Linked DNA regions of Homo sapiens: region 1 is linked to region 2. Evidence: read pairs that join two places in POLR2A ChIA-PET (ENCODE). Cell type or tissue: Panc1. All regions are shown on one strand. Links, peaks and the distances in the headings refer to the core of each region. The heading gives the core; the rest is flanking DNA. Region 1 overlaps STAT3 (signal transducer and activator of transcription 3). Region 2 overlaps ATP6V0A1 (ATPase H+ transporting V0 subunit a1).

Region 1 (16,037 bases), core at 5,809-10,808, 130 kb after region 2:
TGACTTTGAGACTCAGAAATTTAAATTCTTGGCCAGGCGCAGTGGCTCACGCCTGTAACCCCAACACTTTGGGAGGCCAAGGCAGGCAGATCACTTGAGGTCAGGAGTTTGAGACCAACCTGGCCAAAATGGTGAAACTCCATCTCTACGAAAAATACAAAAATTAGCCAGGTGTGGTGGCGGGCACCTGTAATCCCAGCTACTTGGGAGGCTGAGGTAAGAGAATGGCTTAAGTTCTCTTTATCTGCTTTATTTCAGTTGCCTCTCTTAGATGAATATTAATGACTTACATAGCATTTTAGATCAGTGGATGTTTTTGTGATTCTTTTATTTGAGCTTTGGCCAAAGATAACAGTACCCACAGGTTTTTTCCAGCTACTCGCTCTTCTCCCTTCAGTGGCCCTCGAGCCTGGAAAATCTGACATGACAATGTGCTTGCTCAACCTACCACTGTTTTTCTTTTGAAAAGTTTGGCAGCCTGTTTCTGACTCCTATGAAGGTGAATTCCTCAGCATTCACAGTTTATTAGAAAAATACTTTGCTTCTCTCCAAACTCGAAATTCAAGATAACCAAACCTATATATAGGCTGATCTTTCAGGATGCAGTTGTCATGTTGATGCCATGCTTTTCAGTATCGTGGCCATCATCTGTTCAGTAGGGGAGGTGTACTTCTGTAATGGGAGGTGGTGGTTATGTGTGTGTGCAAGTGTTTATTTGGTGTCTTAAGTTAGCCTGTGGGAAGTTCTAAATCAGGATGGTACGTGGTTGCCAGCAGAGAGCTGCTCCTCAAGTGAAGGAGGTAGAATCAAAGCCAATAGGAAAGAGCCTCAGATGCTTATATATGTACCGTGGGGATTCAGAGTGAAAGCAGTCATTGGACTAGGGGTGGGGTTAGGGAGAGCCTGTCTGACAGACACAAGAAAGGGATGGATAACGCCACCCAGAGAAAAAAGCATTTTAGGCAAGAACAAATATGAAAAAGGAACAAAGTCTGTGGGTGGGGGGCAAGGAGGAGATAAGTTGACTTGAAGGAAGACAACACTTATGAAAGTCACCTGGAGGCTGGGTGCCATGGCTCATGCCTATAATCGCAGCACTTTGGGAGGCCGAGGTAGGAGGACAACTTGAGCCCAGGAGTTCGAGACCATCCTGGGCAACATGGTGAGACTGAGTCTCTACCAAAAAAAAAAAAAAAAGAAAATTATCCAGACATGGTGGCATGTGCCTGTAATCCCAGTTACTCAGGAGGCTGAGGTGGGAGGGTTGCTTGAGCCCAGGAGGTTGAGGCTGCAGTGAGCTGTGATCGTATTATTGCACTCCAGCCTGGGTAACAGAGCAAGACCCTGTCTCAAAAAATGAAAGTCATCTGTAGGCTGGAGAGAGGAACTGGAAGGGGCTAAAGTTGGCTGAGTAGTTACAGAGCCTGAGATAAGGGTAAAGATTTTGCATTGGACAATGAGATGTTAGTGTGTGTTTTTGAGCTGGGGAGTGCTGTGATTTTACTCTTATTGAAGAATCACTGAAGGATTATTCTTGAATCAGTGATTCTTGATCATTCTTGAATTTTTCAAACAGCAAAACTGGAAGAGTTGGCCTATTCCTCAGAATATTTTCTAATTGGGCGCAGTGTCCTCACTTGGGAGAACCTGGCTACACACTTTAGTTGTAATTCACTCCAGTCGTTCATTCATTCAATACCTATTTTTTCAGCACCTATTATGAGCCAGACACTATGCTGGATGCCAGGGTTCAGGGTAGGACACGCTAGTGAGCAAAAGCCAAGACTCTTCTTGTCTTCATGGGGCTTTCAGTCCAGCATAGTGGTTATGAGTCCAAGTTAATGGAGTCACAGTACTTGGGTGCAAGTCATGGTGATGGTGATAGAAGGAAGGCATGTGTGAGGGCCAGTGGCAGGCAGGAGCCTGGTGTTTTTGAGGACCTGAAGAAGGAGCAGAGTGAGTGCCAGGAACTTAGCCACCAGCTGGTACCAGCCATACGAGAGGGGCAGAGCCAGCCAGGATGTCGGTCATGCTAGTAATGAGTACAAACACTTACATGCTGCACGCTATTGGGCTCCTGAGTGCTACGTGTTCATTAGCTCGATGAATTTGTACAGCAACCCTGTGAGGTAAGCACTGTTCTCTCCCCTTTCTATAGATGAGGAAATTAAGGCACAAAGAGGATAAATAACTGGCACCAGCTACACGCTAAGTGATCGAAGTGGTGGAACCAGGATTCAAATCCATGCTATTCTGCCTTAAGATAACAAATCTTGTTTTTTAGCCTAAGAACAGAGCAGTCATCAGGAGGGTTTTAAGTAGGGGTGTGGCAAGATCAAGTTTGTGTCTTGAAAAGGTCTCTCTACCCACAGTGTGGAAAATGGCCTGGAGGCAAGCACACAGATGTTGGGAGACAGTTAACAGCTCTTGCCATGGCCCCCTATGCATTTTGGCTCTGATGTTTCTGCCTGATTTTTCTCTTGCCTCTGCCTCTTTTCCTGAGGGGATGGCAGGTTTTACCATTCAGCTGGAGTACAAACCCTGAACCCTTTTTGGTTAAATATCTACTTGCTTTTCCTACAGTATTATTTTGAGTTGCTGTGGCTGTAATGTCTTGAGGGAATCGAGCTTGACAGTAATTTATAGAACAAACAGTTTTTAGAGACTGTGTGGCCCAATTGCCCTCTCAATGTTGGCACTCCTGCCATGACATTTACCATGCTGAGCATGTGACCGCCATCTGAATACCAAATGCCACAGGAACCTGGGAGGTTGTCACTTACTCCTCCCTTTCTCTGAGTCACCTTTGCCCTTCAGTCAGTCACCAAGTCCCATCACATGTAGCTCTGTAATGTCACAGAAGATGGATGTCTGCCTCAAAACACTTACAATGCTGCTACCTAAATTGGGCAGCCACGACCTCCCACCAGGATTATTGCAGCCTGAGGGATCTTTTTGAAATGTAAATCAAACTATCACTTGTCTGTTTAAAGCTTTTCAAAGACTTACCCCATTGCCCTTGGAAGAAAGTGCAGATATCTTGACAGGAGAGCCTTCTCCAGCCTCCTCTTCTGCCGTGGTCTCCTTGTACAGTCTCTACAGTGTACTGCTTCATTAGAACCCTGGAGATTATTATTTGCTAGTTCTGGGCTAAGAACTGGCACCTGGCTTTGTAGAGCTCCTCAGGAGATTCTGAGGCGTATTCAGAGTTGAGCCCTGATCTCTGCTCTGATTTCGAGGTTCTCGTTATATTTATTAATGATCACGAAAAAATTTATTATTATTCTTTGGCCTCACTTTAGCATCATCTGAGGAATTTTTTTTTTTTTTTGACAGAGTTTTGCTCTTGTTGCCCAGGCTGGAGTGCAATGGCGTGATCTCAGCTCACTGCAACCTCCGCCTCCCGGGTTCAAGAGATTCTCCTGCCTCAGCCTCCCAAGTAGCTGAAATTACAGGCATCCACCACCATGCCTGCTAATGTTTTTGTATTTTTTAGTAGAGGTGGGCTTTCACAGTGTTGGTCAGGCTGGTTTTGAACTCCTGACGTCAGCTGATCCACCCACCTAGGCCCCCCAGAGTGCTGGGATTACAGGTGTGAGCCACCGTGCCCAGCCGTAGCTTTCGAAATTTGAAACCTGGTCCCACTGTCAGAGGTTCCAATTTGGCACTGGTTTGGTTCCCAGGCATCTTTCTTGCTGTATATATTTTTTAGTGTCAGCCAGGGTGGAGACCTCTGTATTACTTCATGGGGAAGAATTTGGGAGAAGATGTTGTGAGGAGACAGGTTCTAGTCCTAGAGTGATTTATCCTTTCTCGTACAGATTTCCAGGTATTTGAGGGGCCACTCTTCTGTAATTCATGTTTTTCTCTCCTAACCTCACTCCTGTTGCCTGCATCTTCTTGCTGAGCAAAATATTCAAGGTCTTCAACTCCTCACACCCTGGTTGTCCCTCCCTGGATGTGTTTGGTTGTTTTAGTGTTCCATTTCAATTTTGATACACAGAATTAGAATAGCATCCAGATGTGGGTCTGTTACAGCTAGACTACTAGATCCTTCAAAATCCAAGTACTAGTATGTCTATTAAAATACCATAAGATCACATTGGCTAGTTACAATGGTTGGTTTGTGGGTTACTTAAAAATCAACTAAAATTCTTTTTTTTTTTTTGAGATGGAGTTTTGCTCTTGTTGCCTAGGCTGGAATGCAATGACACAATCTTGGCTCACTGCCACCTCTGCCTCCCAGGTTCAAGCAATTCCCCTGCCTTAGCCTCCTGAGTAGCTGGGATTACAGGCATGTGCCACCATGGCCAGCTAATTCTGTATTTTTAGTAGAGATGAGGTTTTTCCATGTTGGTCAGGCTGGTCTCGAACTCCCGACCTCAGGTGATCCACCTGCCTCAGCCTCCCAAAGTGCTGGGATTACAGGCGTGAGCCACTGAGCCTGGCCAAAATTCCCACTTTCTAATACTCCTGTAGTAGCTGGGTACGGTGGGTCACATCTGTAATCCCAGCACTTTTGGAGGCTGAGGCTGGAGGATCGCTTGAGCCTAGGAGTTCGAGACCAGCCTGGGCAAGATGGCCAGACGCCATCTCTAATTTAAAAAAAAGAAAAAACAAGACTCCTATAGTGGTGAAGAACAGACATTCCGAAAACAGACTGTGCGTTATGATTCCAGCTCCATGCCTTTACTACCTGTGTTGTGACTTTGGATAAATCACTTAAAAATCTTTTTTTTTTTTTTTTTTTTTTGAGACGGAGTCTTGCTCTGCCGCCCAGGCTGGAGTGCAGTGGCGCGATCTCGGCTCACTGCAAGCTCTGCCTCCCAGGTTCACACCATTCTCCTGCCTCAGCCTCCCAAGTAGCTGGGACTGCAGGTGCCCGCCACTACACCTGGCTAATTTTTTGTATTTTTAGTAGAGACGGGGTTTCACCGTGTTAGCCAGGATGGTCTCGATCTCCTGTCCTCGTGATCCACCCGCCTCAGCCTCTCAAAGTGTTGGGATTACAGGCGTGAGCCACCGCACCCGGCCAAATCACTTAAAATTCTGTGCCTCAGTTTCTCCTCTGTAAAGTGGGATAAAAATAGTACCTATCTGATAGGGTTGTTACAATTATGAAATGAGCAAATAAGTATGTCAAGTGTTTAAAACAGCGCCTGGCTTCTTGTAAAAAGTGCTATATAAATCATAGCTATAATCATTACTTATTTCGACTGCTCTTTAACCAAGGTTCTTATTTTTCATCTTTTTCTTTTGTTTTGAATATCACTTAGTGTTTTCACCTTTTACTCTTTTTAGGACCTAGAGCCATCCTAGGTGAAATACGTATGGAGATATTTGATCAGGTCACCACCCAGCTCTCCTGACCTCCCTTCTCTCCTTAAATTAACATGCCAAATCACAGCATCACTGACTCCTTCCCTCCCGATATGATAAGAGTGTGCATTGAAATGCATGTATTTTACTTAGCAGGGAAAGCTGATTAGTGATTATCACACTTAACCCCTAGTGAATCTGATGGATTAACCTGCTTTCCAGGACACTAAGGAAATGGGTTTAAGATAAGAAATATCTGGCTGGGTGCGGTGGCTTTACGCCTGTAATCCCAGCACTTTGGGAGGCCGAGGTGGGCAGATCACGAGGTCAGGTGATTGAGATCATCCTGGCTAACACGATGAAACCCCCTCTTTACTAAAAATACAAAAAATTAGCCGGGTGTGGTGGCGGGCGCCTGGAGTCCCAGCTACTCGGGAGGCTGAGGCAAGAGAATGGTGTGAACCCAGGAGGCAGAGCTTGCAGTGAGCTGAGATTGTGCCCACCGCATTCCAGCCTGGGCAACAGAGTGAGACTACATCTCAAAAAAAAAAAAAAAAAAAGTAAGAAATGTCCATGAAAGGGAGACCCTGGGGGAAAGGAACAATAACTGCAGCTCTGAGGATCTGGCACCAGCAGCACCAGCACAGAGGGATGCTGTACAACCATTATTGATTTTAACTTTACAACAGTTCTTCAAAGGAGAGAGAGTTCCCTGTTTTACTGAAGAGAAAGCCCATTTGGTAGTGAAATACCATTCCCAAAGACAAATAGCTAATAAATGTCAGGCAGGGTTTTGCACCCAGGCCCATCCAGCTCCCGTCTCTACTGTCCTTTCCCCCACACCACACTGATACAGAGGAATGTGTCTGGTTGGGGAAGTGGAAGTGTTCCCAAGTGGGGAGGTCATCTGATGCACAAATTTGGTCTGTTTTGTGGGTTTTCTTGTTTTAGTTTTAGTTTTTGTAGAGCTCAGACCTGTTCTTAGGCAGCTTTAACAATCAACTGTGCACTCAGTAATTGACAAATCATGTTTGTTACTTTTAATTTAGAGGGAATTAGGTTTGTTAAGCTCTTGCTCCTTCTTTAGAGATGGGGTCTAGCTCTGTCACCCAGGCTGGAGCGCAGTGGTATGATCACAGCTCACTGCAGTCTCAATCTGCTCAAGTGATCCTCCTGCCTCAGCCTCCATGGGACTACAAGCATGGGCCACCATGCTAGGCTAATTTTAAAAAAATTTTTTTGTAGAGGCAAGGTCTCACGGTGTTGCCCAGGCTGGTCTTGAACTCCTGAGCTCAAGCAATCCCTCTTCCACCTTGGCCTCTCAAAGTGCTAGAATTATAGGCATGAGCCACCATGCCTGGCCTTTACTTCTTTCATATATTCAAATTTTGTCATATTAGTAGGGAACTATAACTCAAGTTTTCTTATAGATTGATGTTCATTTTTACAAGCTTGATCGTCATTGGTTTTTAATTTTAAAGCAAATCCTGTTATATGTAATTGAACATTACAGTAATTATAGTAATTTGTTTCAGATTGGGCACTCAAGTGTTAATATTTTGTCTCTTTAGGAAATCAAAACTAGATTTATATATAGACTTCTTATTGCAAGTATCTAGTCTTAAATCTTACAAAGGTACTATTTGGACTTAAAACTATGAAATTGTGTGCTTACTATATAAGTGTACTTATTTTGAGTTATGTTTTAAACTTGAAATTCCATTCTTAATGTCTAGAGTAATTATGAATGGTTAAATTATGAATGACTCTAATAGTTTAAAGCTACAGTATTTATTTATTTATTTATTTAATTTATTTTTTGAGATGGAGTTTCGCTCTTGTCGCCCAGGCTGGAGTGTAGTGGCACCATCTTGGTTCACTGCAACCTCTGCCTCGCGGGTTCAAGTGATTCTCCTGCCTCAGCCTCCCAAGTGGCTGGGATTACAGGTGTATTTCACCATGCCTGGCTAATTTTTGTATTTTTAGTAGAGACAGGCTTTTGCCATGTTAGCCTGGCTGGTCTCGAACTCCTGACCTCAGGTGACCTACCCTCCTCAGCCTCCCAAGGATTACAAGCATGAGCCACCACACCTGGCCTACAGTATTTTAATGTGGACTCTCTGTCATCCATTATGCTGTTTATCCTGTGGTGAAAATTTTATGAAGATTGAATGTTTTTCTCTAGCGTGAATTGCTTTCTCTTACTTTTCTCATTTTTTTCCTTCCTAATCTACTTGCAGATACTTCAGATTATTTTTAGAACGTGGTATGGTGAGAACAAATAAATTGGGGTTTCCAAATCTTAATAAATTATGTGGCCCTCAGTGGGATTAGCAGGGTTGTATTGAAAACACCAATAGAAACAAAATAGTTCTTTTATGCGCTTTAAATAAAAATTTCTTTTCAGGCCAGGCGCAGTGGCTCACACCTGTAATCCCAGCACCCTGGGAGGCTGAGGCAGGCAGATCACCTCAGGTCAGGAGTTTAAGACAAGCCTGGCCAACATGGTGAAGCGCCGTCTCTACTAAAAATACAAAAATTAGCCGGGTATGATGGCGCATGCCTGTAATCCCAGCTACTCCAGAGGCTGAGGCATGAGAATCACTTGAACTCAGGAGATGGAGGTTGCAGTGAGCTGAGATGGTGCCACTGCACTCTAGCCTGGGCAACAGAGTGAGATTCTGTCTCAAACAACAACAACAACAATAACAAAACATCTCTTTTCAGGCCAGGTACTGTGGCTCACGCCTGTAATCCCAGCACTTTGGGAGGCCAAAACAGGAGGGTCGCTTGAGACCAGGAGTTTGAGACCAGCTTGGGCAGCTGGTCTCTATTTGAACAAACAAACAAACAAACACAATACTCTTTTCATAGAAAAATGTTTACTACACAATAAACTTTAAAAGAATATGCAGCTGTATTAATGCTATGACTCCAATGTAAAAAAAAAAAAATATATATATATATATACACACACACAAACACATTCTGAAATAGATTTAAAGGAATTACATCAACATGTCAATTTTTATTTTTTCGGAGACAGGGTCTCGCTGTGTCACCCAAGCTGGAGTACAGTGGTGCAATCACAGCTCACTGCAGCCTTGACTTCCTGGCCTCAAGTGATCCTCCCCCCTCAGCCTCCCAAAGTGCTGGGGTCACAGACCACCACACCTGGCAACATGTCAGTTTTTGTTCTGCATAGTGGGATGGTGGGATATGGATGTTTTTATCTTTTATTTTCTTTTTTATATTTTTCTAAATTTTCCACATTGAACATTATTTTATAATCTTTCAAACATATCTCTTAAAAGGACTGGTTCCTATAGAATTCAGTGCAAGAAATCTTCTGTGTTTCTTTATACTTTGGTTGCCTTGATCACTGGGCCTTTCCTGACAGCAAAGAAGAGGTTAGTGTAGGCAGCAGATAAAACACAGGTATGCTCTATTTAAAATGCATGTATTTATAATAAAAGTATAGGTGGTACCCAAAGGAAAATGTCATGACACATTGCAAAGTGGAACAGAAGTTATCTTTAGATCACTTTCTGTTCTGGATTATTGTATGAGCCTGATTTTCGTCTCTCTTTCCGCCTTCCCTCACCCTCGTTGTAAATCCACTAGTGCATGGATGTGAAGTACAAGTCTTAACTTTAAAAAGTTTTATGAAGCTGTGTAGTAAATCCCTTTTGTAAGTGGTCTTGACTGCGTTTCTCAATATATCTTTTGGTTTCATTAGATTCAAGTATATAAATGAGAACTGTAACTTTGGACAGACTTTTTCAGTCATCTTTACGGTAATAAGTTCCCAATTAGACAATAGTTATTTGTTTTATGACTTGCTGTTGGTAGGTTATCCCCAAGGGACTGAGAAATTCCTGTTTTGAAAAGTCCAAAAAGTCTTTGATGACTTGCTGTTTCATTTTTTTCTTTTCTCTTCAGTTATAGAAAACAGGATTACACCCACCTTGCCTTTGTACAGTGCATCTACTATCTGCTGACTTAACCTGAGTAAATGCTTTGAATTGAGCCCCATATAATGTCCTAAGGCAGCCTATATGGAGTAATGAATTGTCTTCTCTCTTATGCACCCAGAGTGGTAGTTGGCACTCAAGTTGTTCCTCAGATAACTTTGTGTGTTCTGGGGCTCAATGAAGTAGTTATTAAGTCACAGGCTTGGGGAGAACATTCATCCTATGGCATTGAATGAAGTGTTGCCCAATTCTAGAATGTCTAATAAAATTTTTTTAAAAACCCACAGGCTTAGAATTATTCCGTAGATATGAAGTAATGTAGTTAGAACTTAGTGGAGTTCTTTAGATTAACTTGTAATTTGAAAAACCAAAATTGAAATTGTGAAATAACATGGGCTCTTTGAGGTCTTTTCCAGTAAAACAGTTACAGTAAAGCTGCTTGGCAGTGATTTTCCTAGACACTTTGGCTAGTCATCTCCTGTGACTGCTGTTAATTAAATATGGTTTGTAGCTAAGCAGCCTGTAAGGAGAAGACTATGGAAGTATTTGCATATTCTCTCCTTGAAAATACTACCTGGTCTTTGGCTTTAAGTTATACTTTTATTTTCCCCTGTAGAATAACTATTAAAGTATTACCTATGGTGATTAGACTAAGAAGTAAAACATGAAATCAGTCATTGTTGGTGCCCTGGTGCCTTCTTTTTTTTTTTTTTGAGACAGAGTCTCACTCTGTTGCCCAGGCTGGAGTGCAATGGCACGATCTTGGCTCACTGCAACCTCTGCCTCCCAGGTTCAAGCGATTCTCCTGCCTCAGCCTCCCAAGTAGCTGAGACTACAGGCGCCCACCACCACGCCTGGCTAATTTTTGAATTTTTAGTAGAGACAGGGTTTCACTATATTGGCTAGGCTGGTCTCAAACTCCTGACCTTGTGATCCGCCCACCTCAGCCTCCCAAAGTGCTGGGATTATAGGTGTTAGCCACTGTGCCCAGCCTGGTGCTTTAATTTTATGGAAAAAACTACTAGCTGGTTTCTGTTTTAAGAAATAACACAGGCCGGGTGCCATGACTTGCGCTTGTACTCCCAGCAGTTTGGGAGGCCGAGGCGGGCGGATCACGAGGTCAGGAGTTTGAGACCAGCCTGGCCAACATAGTGAAACCCCGTCTCTACTAAAAATACAAAAATTAGCCGGGCGTGGTGGGGCATGCCTGTAGTCCCAGCTACTCGGGAGGCTGAGGCAGGAGAATCGCTTGAACCTGGGAGGTGGAGGCTGCAGTGAGCCAAGATCGCCCCACTGCACACCAGCCCGGGTGACAGTATTTCATCTCAAAAAAAAAAAAAAAAAAAAGAACACAATTATTGTACTACTTACTAGCCCTCCTCTGTCCCCAGCTAAAAATAAGAACAGCAACAACCAAAAAATCCTTAGTTATGTACTGGAAATGAATTAGATAATTTTCAATAACTTACACGTTTTTAGGATATGTTAGTTTGAAAATGCAAATATTCATGCATGACCCCAGTGTTAATCTATGATGGAGCAGGTATAGTGGGATGCTGTTTCATGATTTAATTTGGACCTTCAGGGAGTAGACTGTGATGCCTCTGCATTTGTATCCAAGACAAATAATTAAATAGTCTATTTTTGGCTGGGCATGATGCCTCATGCCTGCAGTCCCAGCACTTTGGGAGGCTGAGGTGGGAGGATCGCTTGAGGCCAGGAGTTCAAGATCAGTCTGGGCAACAAAATGAGACCTTGTCTCTACAAAAACTACAAAAAATTAGCTGAACATTGTGGCTTGTGCCCCTAGTCCCAGCTACTCAGGTCCCTGAGTTAGGAGGATTGCTTGAGCCCAGGAGTTGGAGGTTACAGTGATCTATATTTGCCACTGCACTCCAGCCTGGGTGACAGAGAGAGACCCTGTCTCAAAAAATAAAGTCTGTTTTTAAAATTAATTTTAAACACTGGAGTTTATTACAAAAAGCAGTTGGTTCTTTTTTTAAATCATTTTTTTTTAGGAGAACCACCGCTTTTTGGCTACATTGTCTAGAGTAGCAGTGTTCAATAAAAATAAGATCCAAGTCACATATGTAATGTTAAGTTTTCTTTTAGTTTCTTTTTCTTTTCTTTTCTTTTCTCTTCTTTCTTTCTTTCTTTCTTTTTTTTTTTTTTGATATGCAGTCTCACTCTGTTGCCCAGGCTGGAGTGCAGTGGCACGATCTCGGCCCACTGCAACCTCCGCCTCCCGGGTTCAAGCAATTCTCCTGCCTCAGCCTCCCGAGTAGCTGGGACTACAGGCATGTGCCACCATACCCAGCTAATTTTTGTATTTTTAGTAGAGATGGAGCTTTGCCATGTTGGCCAGTCTGGTCTCAAACTCCTGACCTCGGGTGATCCACATGCTTTGGCCTCCCTAAGTGCTGGGATTACAGGCATGAGCCACCATGCCCTACCAATGTTAAGTTTTCTAGTAGCCATATTAAAAGAAGTAAAAAGAAATGGGTGAAGTTAATTTTAATAATATATTTTATTTAACCCAATATATCTAAAATATTATCATTTCAACATGAACAAGATACTTTACATTCTTTTGTTTTTCACTAAGTCCTCAAAATCCAGTGTGTATTTTATATTGACAGCATAGTTCAGTTTGAAGCAGCCACATTTCAAGTGCTCAGTAGCCACATGTGGCTAGTGACTCCATACTGGACTGTGTAGGTTTAGAGTTTCAGTAAATTTGTATGCAATAGAATCTACATAAATTGGCATATTATGCAGATTTCTTTGTATGCACATCAGTTCTTGCATAGCATAAGTCAGGTCATGATGCTTTTAGTCTATGAGGCAGATTTTTTTTTTTTTTTTTTTGAGACAGAGTCTCACTTGGTCACCCAGGCTGGAGTGTAGATGCACAATCTTGGCTCACTGCAACCTCCATGTGAGGCAGATTTTAACTTGGCCCTAATGCAAATATTGTAAGAGAGATCTAATGGCCTTTGATTTCTTACAGAGGGCAATCAATACATGCCATGGTTACAATGCTTCAGCATATAGTATGCACGTCAGCCACTGCTTTTACTCTGGCTAGTGCTTAGTGTACCTGTACCACTGCCCAGGCAGCATTTGTCCTGTGGCAGGTGAATCTTAGGGTGGAAGGTGGCAAGTAACATTGCTTTTTTTTGAGAGGGAGTCTTGCTGTATTGCCCAGGCTGGAGTGCAGTGGTGCGATCTCGGCTCACTACAACCTCCACCTCCCGGGTTCAAGTGATTCTCCTGCCTCAGCCTCCTGAGTAGCTGGGATTACAGACGGCCACCACCATGCTCGGCTAATTTTTGTATTTTTAGTAGAGACGGGGTTTCACTATGTTGGCCAGGCTGGTCTCGAACTCCTGACCTCGTGATCCACCCGCCTCGGCCTCCCAAAGTTCTGGGATTACAGGTGTGAGCCACCGTGCCCAGCCTACATTTTTAAATTAATTAATTATAAGCAGGATCTCACTGTGTTGGCCAGACTGGTCTTGAACTGATAAGAGTTCAAGACCAGCCTAGGCAACATGGTAAAACCCTGTCTACTAAAAAATACAAAAAAAAAAATTAGCTGGGCATGGTGGTGCGTGCCTATAATCCCAGCTACTTGGGAGGCTGAGGCAGGAAAATCGCTTGAACCCGGGAGACTGAAGTTGCAGTGAGGTGAGATTGCACCACTGCACTCCAGCCTAGGCGATTCCATCTCAAAAACAATAACAACAAAATAACATTGTTGGAATATTTAGTTAATTTATAGAAGCGTATTGGCCTAATTGGGGCAAATACCTTATTCTGACATTCTCTCTATTTGCTTTACTGAGCTTTTTCACCAGTGGAATTTAAGCCCTTGATACATGAGGAGGGAAAATACCTTGGAGCTGTGCTGCACATGTAAAGTACACAGGAGATTTAGAAAACTTCGTAGCAAAAAAAAGAGTGTAAAGTATCTCATTAATAGTTTTTGTGGGCTGGACACGGTGGCTCAAGCCTATACTCTTGGCACATTGGGAGGCTGAGATGCATGAGTCTAGGAGTTTGAGACCAGCCTGGGCAACACAGTAGGACCCCGTCTCTACAAAAATAATCAGCCAGATGTGGTGCGCATCTGTAGTCCCAGTTACTTGAGAGGCTGAGGTGGGAGGATCGTTTGAGCTGGGAAGTTGAGGCTACAGTGAGCTGTGATTGAACCACTGCACTCCAGCCTGGGTGACAGAGTGCCTGTCTCCAAAAAATAAATAAATAAATAATAATATGTTTTGTATGTTCATATGTTGCAATAACATTTTGGATATATTAAATGAAATAAAATACATTAAAATTAATTTCACCTGTTTCTTTTCTTTTCTTTTTTTTTTTTTTTTTTGAGATGGAGTCTCGCTATGTCATCAGGCTGGAGTGCAGTGGCACGATCTCGGCTCACTGCAACCTCCTCCTCCTGGGTTCAAGCGATTCTTCTGCCTCAGCCTCCCTAGTAGCTGGGATTAAAGGCATGTGCCACCACACCCAGCTAATTTTTGTATTTTTAGTAGAGACGGGGTTTCACCATATTGGCCAGGATGGTCTCGATCTCCTGACCTCATGATCCGCCTGCCTTGGCCTCCCAAAGTTCTGGGATTACAGGCGTGAGCCACTGCACCCAGCCTCTTTTAACTTTTTAAGTATGGCTACCAGAAAATTTAAAATGCATGTGTGGCCTGTATTCTATTTCTGTTGGATGCTGCTGCCTTAGATTATTAATTATTCAATGTAAAGACTGCTGGGAGGTACTACCTGCACTTCCCTGAATATATGCTTGAGAGCTCCACCAGCCGTCTTCACAGTAGCAAGAGGGGTATTCTGAGTCTGTCCCCCAAAGAGGGAGGGAGAAGTGCAGCCCTCTCAGGTTCTGTCAGAAAACCTGATCCCAGGCCAGGCGTGGTAGCTTACGCCTGTAATCCCAGCACTTTGGGAGGTTGAGGCAGGAGGATTGCTTAAGCCCAGGAGTTCGAGACCAGCCTGGGCAACACAGTGAAGACCCTATCTCTACAAAAATTTTTTTAAAAAAATTAGCCAGGTGCAGCAATGCTGCCTGTACTCCCAGCTGCTTGGGAGGCTGAGGTAGGAGGATTGCCTGAGCCCAGGAGTTAGAGGTTGCAGGAGTTAGAGGTTCCACGATCGCACCTTTCATTCCGTTACATTTGCTGCCTTGAGAACAGAAGACCTGCTGGTTTTGTTGCCAGTTTGCTCAGTCATTTTTATGAAAAAGCCAGTGCTAACTAGGTGCTTCTTCGTGCCTTCTCTGAGAATCAAGAACTCTAGTATGTTTGCGTGTGTTCAGTCTCTCATTAAATGTTCTCACTATCCCAGAGAACCATCTCATTGGACCTTGGTCTGTACATACCTTCATCTTTGGCTCTGACTTGTAATTATTTTTAGAACTTCTCTTTTTTTTTTTTTGGAGACAGAGTTTTGCTCTAGTTGCCAGACTGGAATGCAGTGGCACGATCTCAGCTCACCTCAACCTCTGCCTTCCAGGTTCAAGCAATTCTCCTGCCTCAACCTCTTGAGTAGCTGTAATTACAGGCATGTGCCACCACGCCTGGCTAATTTTGTGTTTTTAGTAGAGACAGGGTTTCTCCAAGTTGGTCAGGCTGGTCTCAAACTCCCGACCTCAGGTGATCTGCCCGCCTTGGCCTCCCAAAGTGCTGGGATTACAGGCGTAAGCCACTGCGCCTGGCCTAATTTTAGAACTTGTTAAAACAACTTGGCCTCTATTGATATTTCCATGACCCATGCTATTCAGAAAGAGGATTACAGGTAATTAGCTGGCTGGGTTTCTCATACCAGAGCATTTCACTGGGATGTTCCTGAACCTGGGACAACTTTTATGCCTGGCATTTTTCTTTCCTTCTCTGTTGTCCCAGACTAAGCAATTTTTAAAATAGTTATTATTTGTTGAGTAGGAGAATCTCAGGCAGATCTTCCTGGATCCTCATTTATACTTTTAAACCTGTAGTCTTGGAATTAGTGCTCTGTCCCCCAACCCCAAACATCCAATTTCTACATTTTGGCTACAGTACAGGTTTACTGTGTATAACTAAAAGGGCTGTGGAGGAGAAAGAAAGGAACCGACATTTGTTGGGCATCTGTTATGTGCCATGCACTGAGCTGGATGCTGTAGGAATATCTCAATACCTCTGAGGAGTGGGAATTATTATCTCTATTTTATAGACAAGGGAATAGAAATCTGGGAGTTAAGTAATTTTTTAATTTCACACACTTCTGGTAGATAATGGATTCTAGAACCTGGCATAATAGCCACTTGTCATCCCAGTGTAAAAGAGATGTGTGGCCAGATGGGGTGGCTCACATATGTAATCCCAGCACTTTGGGAAGCCGAGGCAGGAGGATGACTTGAGCCCAGGAGTTCAAGACCAGCCTGGGCATGTTTTGTTTGTCTCACGAAACATTTTTTAAAAAATGAGTGTGGCATGGTGTTGTGTGCCTATAGTCCCAGCTCCTCGGGAGGCTGAGGTGGGAGGATCTCTTGAGCCCATGATCATGCCATTGCACTCTAGCCTGGGCCACAGAGCAAGACTCTGTCTTCAAAAAATAATAAAAAGGAGCTGTGATTATCCCAAGGTGGGGATTGTGAATGTGTTTGTATTGTTCTAAACTGGGAGAAACAGGCTGGGTGTGTTGGCTTATGCCTGTAATCTCAGCACTTTGGGAGGCCAA
Region 2 (5,000 bases), core at 1-5,000:
ACACGGATGTTCTTAGCAGCTGCCTGCAGAACCCTCTGGCGGTGATCCTCCGTTTGATTCAGAACCTTTGGGGAGAAAAGGAACAAGCGAGGGATCCTTTTAACACCAGTTTTAGATCTCAGGGTATGAATGGCAAAGAGGCATAGCTTTCTGAAAAGAGTTGCCAGGGAATTGTCTTTTTCTTCCTCTGGCTAGAATGGTTTCTTTTTTCCAAATTACAAGAAATTAGAGTTCTAGTTACTAACATTCACTTTTATTTAGCTTCAACCTAAAAAGAAACCTGAGAAAATAGTTTAGCTTTTCTATATATGTTCAATCTTACCACCAATCCAAGGCACAACAAATGTAGGTCACTGCCTTTAACTTGGCTTATTAAAGAGCAACGACTTTCTATGTGGGGAATGTAACTCAGTAGGCATCACAAGCCCAGGAGCTGACAAATTAACAAATCCACACAGAATCCTTTGCACATGGGCCAGCATCAGGAGAGGGTGGAAAGAGGCAGTGCTGAATACCACCACCAGCCTACACTGGGAACATGGGCCAGGAGACGCCATGGGATCAGGAGCACCTGTGATCTTTACAGGGGGCTTGGACTGCCACATACCACTGCCATCATGAGGGCAGCTAAGGTGTTACCTTTATGTCAGGCTTCTCATCAGAGGAAAAAATGGTTCAGTGTTGATCCTTTTGAAATCAGTACAGATTTCCCTCAGAGGAATTACAGTGCCAAGACTAAGGTGGGAGGAAGGTACAGGAACATTTTACATTCCACTGGCTTAATACCAAATATTTAATTTTTTTTTTTTGAGATGGAGTCTCGCTCTGTGGCCCAGGCTGGAGTGCAGTGGCGTGGTCTCAGCTCACCACAACCTCCACCTCCCGGGTTCAAACGATTCTCCCGCCTCAGCCTCCTGAGTAGCTGGGATTACAGGCGCGCGCCACCATGCACGGCTAATTTTTATATTTTTAGTAGAGACGGGGTTTCACCATGTTGGTCAGGCTGGTCTCGAACTCCTGACATCGTGATCCACCCACCTCGGCCTCCCAAAGTGTTGGGATTACAGGCATGAGCCAACATGTCCAGCCCATATTTAAGTTTTTAATAGCAGGTGTGGCTAAGCCTGTTGCTTCCAACTGGAAGAAATTAGGCAAGCAACCCAAAGCACAAGTCTCCATCATAGACAATTCTTCAAGTTAGTTCAGAACAAAGCAGTAACTACTCCCTGAAAAATTGTCTTGGGCAGAGGAAGGTGACTTCCTTTGTTTTGTTTTGCTTTGTTTTTAAAAGCAAAGCCATGTCATGCTAGGAAACACATCACTTGAAGATAGCTACTTTCTTTCCTTCTGGTTGTGGACTATTTCACAATTACTATTACTCACTCCTGTAATCCCAGCACTTTGGGAGGCCAAGGCAGGAGGATTGTTTGAGGTCAAGAGTTCCAGACCAGTTTGGGCAACATAGTGAGACCCTATCTCTACAAAAACATACCAAAAAATAATTAGCTGGGCATGGCAGCAGGCACCTGTAGTCCCAGCTACTTGGGAGGCTGAGACAGATTGTTTGAGCCTAGTCGGTCAAGGCTGCAGTGAGCCAAGATTGTGCCACTGCATTCCAGCCTGGGTGACAGAGTGAGATCTGTCTTTAAAACAAAACAAAACAAAACAAAACAAAACAAACAAACAAAACACAAAAAACCCTTCTTCTAGAAGGATGCTAAAGAAACTAGCAAGCAATGTTCTATTTGCCGTTCTCTTTCCTCATCCCATTCCTTGGTATTCAATCCCTTTTTAAACTTTCAGTTCCTACAGCTAGATTTTTAAAAAATCAAATTCTGGTCAGTTATAATGACTACCACATATGCTCTTTAAATCTACCCATAGGTCTGGAAGGAGATTAAGACAGCCTTAGAACCCAGAATATACTAATATAGCCTATCACTCACCAGCAGTTCTAAAACTCTCTCTCTCTGCTTAAACAGGTTAAGTGTATCTCAAAGGAGCCAGCAATAGGTCAGGTTGGTGGGTCATATATGATGGAGGTCACTGAGAGTTAAAATGGAAGTTACAGGCTGGGCACGGTGGCTCATACCTGTAATCCCAGGACTTTGGGAGGCCGAGGCAGGCAGATCATCTGAGGTCAGGAGTTCAAGACCAGCCTGGCCAACATGGCAAAACCCCATCTCTACTAAAAATACAAAAATTAGCCAGGTATGGTGGCAGGCATCTGTAATCACAGCTACTCAGGAGGCTGAGGCAGGAGAATTGCTTGAATCTGTGAGGCAGAGGTTGCAGTGAGCCGAGATCGCGCCACTGCACTCTAGCCTGAGAGACAGAGCAAGACTCTGTCTCAAAAAAAAAAAAAAAGAAAAGAAAAGAAAAAAGAAATGGAAGTTACAACATACCCCTGACAATTCCTGACAATTCTGCCACTGCCAAAAGGAACTGCCTTTGGGATTAAGTATGTTTATTAATATTCTAAGGGGGCAATCATCACTTTCATTCTTTCAAAGGGAACAAAGCCCCACTCACCAGCCTTTCCTTCCATGTACACACAGTTCACAACTCCTCCCTCAGAGCCCTGTGATAACCGTGGTGTGCATAAACCACACTTACTGCAATTTGGCAAAACTCCAACACAGTCTCTTCTTGGGTACAAAAGTCACACCAGAGCTTTTTGGCTAGTCTGTGTGGTTAAGATCAAAGGTGACCGCAAGGATGCATGCCGAGCTATTGGGACCAGCTGCCTCAGGAGGGTGTGTGGGAGAAGGCAGAACTGACTACTCATGTATTTTTAGATTGTTTGATATATATTTGTCTTAACTAAGCATACTTTTAAAAAATTATTATCATAAAAACTATCAGCCGGGCGCGGTGGCTCACACCTATAATCCCAGTACTTTGGGAGACCGAGGCAGGCAGATCACACGGTCAGGAGATCGAGATCATCCTGGCTAACACGGTGAAACCCTGTCTCTACTAAAAAATACAAAAAATTAGCCGGGCGTGTGGCGGGCCCCTGTAGTCCCAGCTACTCGAGAGGCTGAGGCAGGAGAATGGCGTGAACCCGGGAGGTGGAGCTTGCAGTGAGCCGAGATCGCGCCACTGCACTCCAGCCTGGGTGACAGAGACTCCGTCTCAAAAACAAACAAACGAACAAACAAAACAAAAAACAAAAAACAAAAAAAACTATCTCAGACTTGGCTGGGCGCAGTGGCTCACGCCTATAATCCCAGCACCTTGGGAGGCTGAGGCAGGTGGATCACTTGAGGTCAGGAGTTCAAGACCAGCCTGGCCAATATGGTAAAACCCCATCTCTACTAAAAATACAAAAATTAGGCCAGGCACAGTGATTCACACTTGTAATCCCAGCACTTTGGGAGGCCAAGGTGGGAGGATCACTTGAGGTCAGGCGTTTGAGACCAGCCTGGCCAACATGGTGAAACCCTGTCTCTACTAAAAATACAAAAATTAGCCAGGTTTAGTGGCACATGCTTGTCATCCCAGCTACTTGGGAGGATGAGGCAGGAGAATCGCTTGAACCTGTGAGGCAGAGGTTGCAGTGAGCCAAGATCACACCACTGCACTCCACCCTGGGCAAAAGAGCAAGACTCCATCTCAAAAAAATAAATAAAAATACAAAAATTAGTCGGGCATGGTGGCACATGCCTGTAATCCCAGCTACTCAGGAGGCTGAGGCAGGAGCATCACTTGCGCCTAGGAGGCGGAGGTTGCAGTGAGCTGAGACAGCGCCATGGCATTCCAGCCTGGGTGACAGAGTGAGACTCTGTCTCAAAAAAAAAAAAAATCTCAGACCCATGAGGTGGAGAGGAATTGAATATGCTAGGCAACAACGATTCTAGATGCTTTACATTCCTGTCTCGTTTGAGGATGGCTAATGCTATTTTTAACCATCATTCCCTGATACTTTCTCAGCTCCCAGAAGGACATATTACCCATGTACATTTCTTTTTTTGGTATCCTGGTTTGCTACAGGTACCTTATAGAATATCAGCATTTCAAGGAAGGATAATGGTCTCGTATTCCAGTATTTCACAAAAACAAATTCCCTCCAGCCTTCTGCATACCATTTGGAGATCATCAATCCTGGTATTCACTCCAGAAGCCATTTCCTTCCTCTCCTGTGGTGTCTCAGGACAGGGATAGAGTGAGGCTCGGAACCTGGAATATAAGAACATCGAAGTTTCTTAACTTATCTAATTTAAATAATCTCAGAAAGTAATCCTAATGTACCAGAAGGACCAAAACAGGATTAGGTCAGACCGATGTATTAAGTCAACACTTTTTTTTTTTTTTTTTTTTTGAGACAGAGTTTCACTCTGTCACCCAGGCTGGAGTGAAGTGGCACGATCTCAGCTCACTGCAACCTCTGCCCCTGGGTTCAAGTGATTCTTCTGCCTCAGCCTTCCAAGTACCTGGGATTATAGGCGCCTGCCACCACACCTGGCTAATTTTTGTATTTTTACTAGAGACAGGGTTTCACCATGTTGGCCAGGCTGATCTCGAACTCCTGACCTTAGGCGATCCACCCACCTCGGCCTCCCAAAGTGCTGAGATTACAGGCATGAGCCATCATGCCCAGCCTAAGTCAACACTTACGTAAAATGACCTGCAGACGGAGCAATTATAGCATCCGAACTATCTTGACATTCTCTGTAGCTATGAAATTCCTTTGTGATTAAAAAAAAAAAGTAAAGCAAATTATATTGTAAATTAACGGAGTAAGATGGCATGGAAAAAATTCTGCCCCTAGACCAGGTGCAGTGGCTCACGCCTGTAATCCCAGCACTTTGGGAGGCTGAGGCAGGTGGATTGCTTGAGTCTAGGAGTTTAAGACCAGCCTGAGCAACATGGTGAAACCTCATCTCCACAAAAAATACAAAAATTAGTCGGGCATGGTGGCACATGCCTGTAGTCCCAGTTACTCATGGGGCTGCGGTGGGAGAATCAACTGAGCTCAGGAAGTCAAGGCTGCAGTG

What was found. ChIA-PET counts read pairs that join two places held together with the same protein. Peaks named below come from ENCODE experiments on the same cell type or tissue, not always from the same donor. Only the 100,000 strongest peaks of a DNase experiment are listed, where the experiment ranks them.
Region 1: POLR2A ChIA-PET joins it to region 2 with 6 read pairs; 2 of 35 experiments call an interaction of 5 or more read pairs at or near these places.

What each region holds. Positions count from the first base shown.
Region 1 is chr17:42,348,776-42,364,812 of GRCh38, reverse strand. The region is part of intron 1 of STAT3 (signal transducer and activator of transcription 3); the gene reads left to right. Among named protein-coding and RNA genes, the nearest start is that of STAT3, 32 kb to the left of the region's middle. In Panc1, for the core only: no CTCF peak of the experiment used is centred there; no DNase peak of the experiment used is centred there; H3K27ac peaks cover 1,180 bases.
Region 2 is chr17:42,482,220-42,487,219 of GRCh38, reverse strand. ATP6V0A1 (ATPase H+ transporting V0 subunit a1) reads right to left here. Exons shown (of 22, transcript NM_001130021.3): 9 at 4,089-4,182; 10 at 1-65. Among named protein-coding and RNA genes, the nearest start is that of MIR548AT, 10 kb to the left of the region's middle. RefSeq lists a silencer at 2,520-2,579. In Panc1, for the core only: no CTCF peak of the experiment used is centred there; no DNase peak of the experiment used is centred there.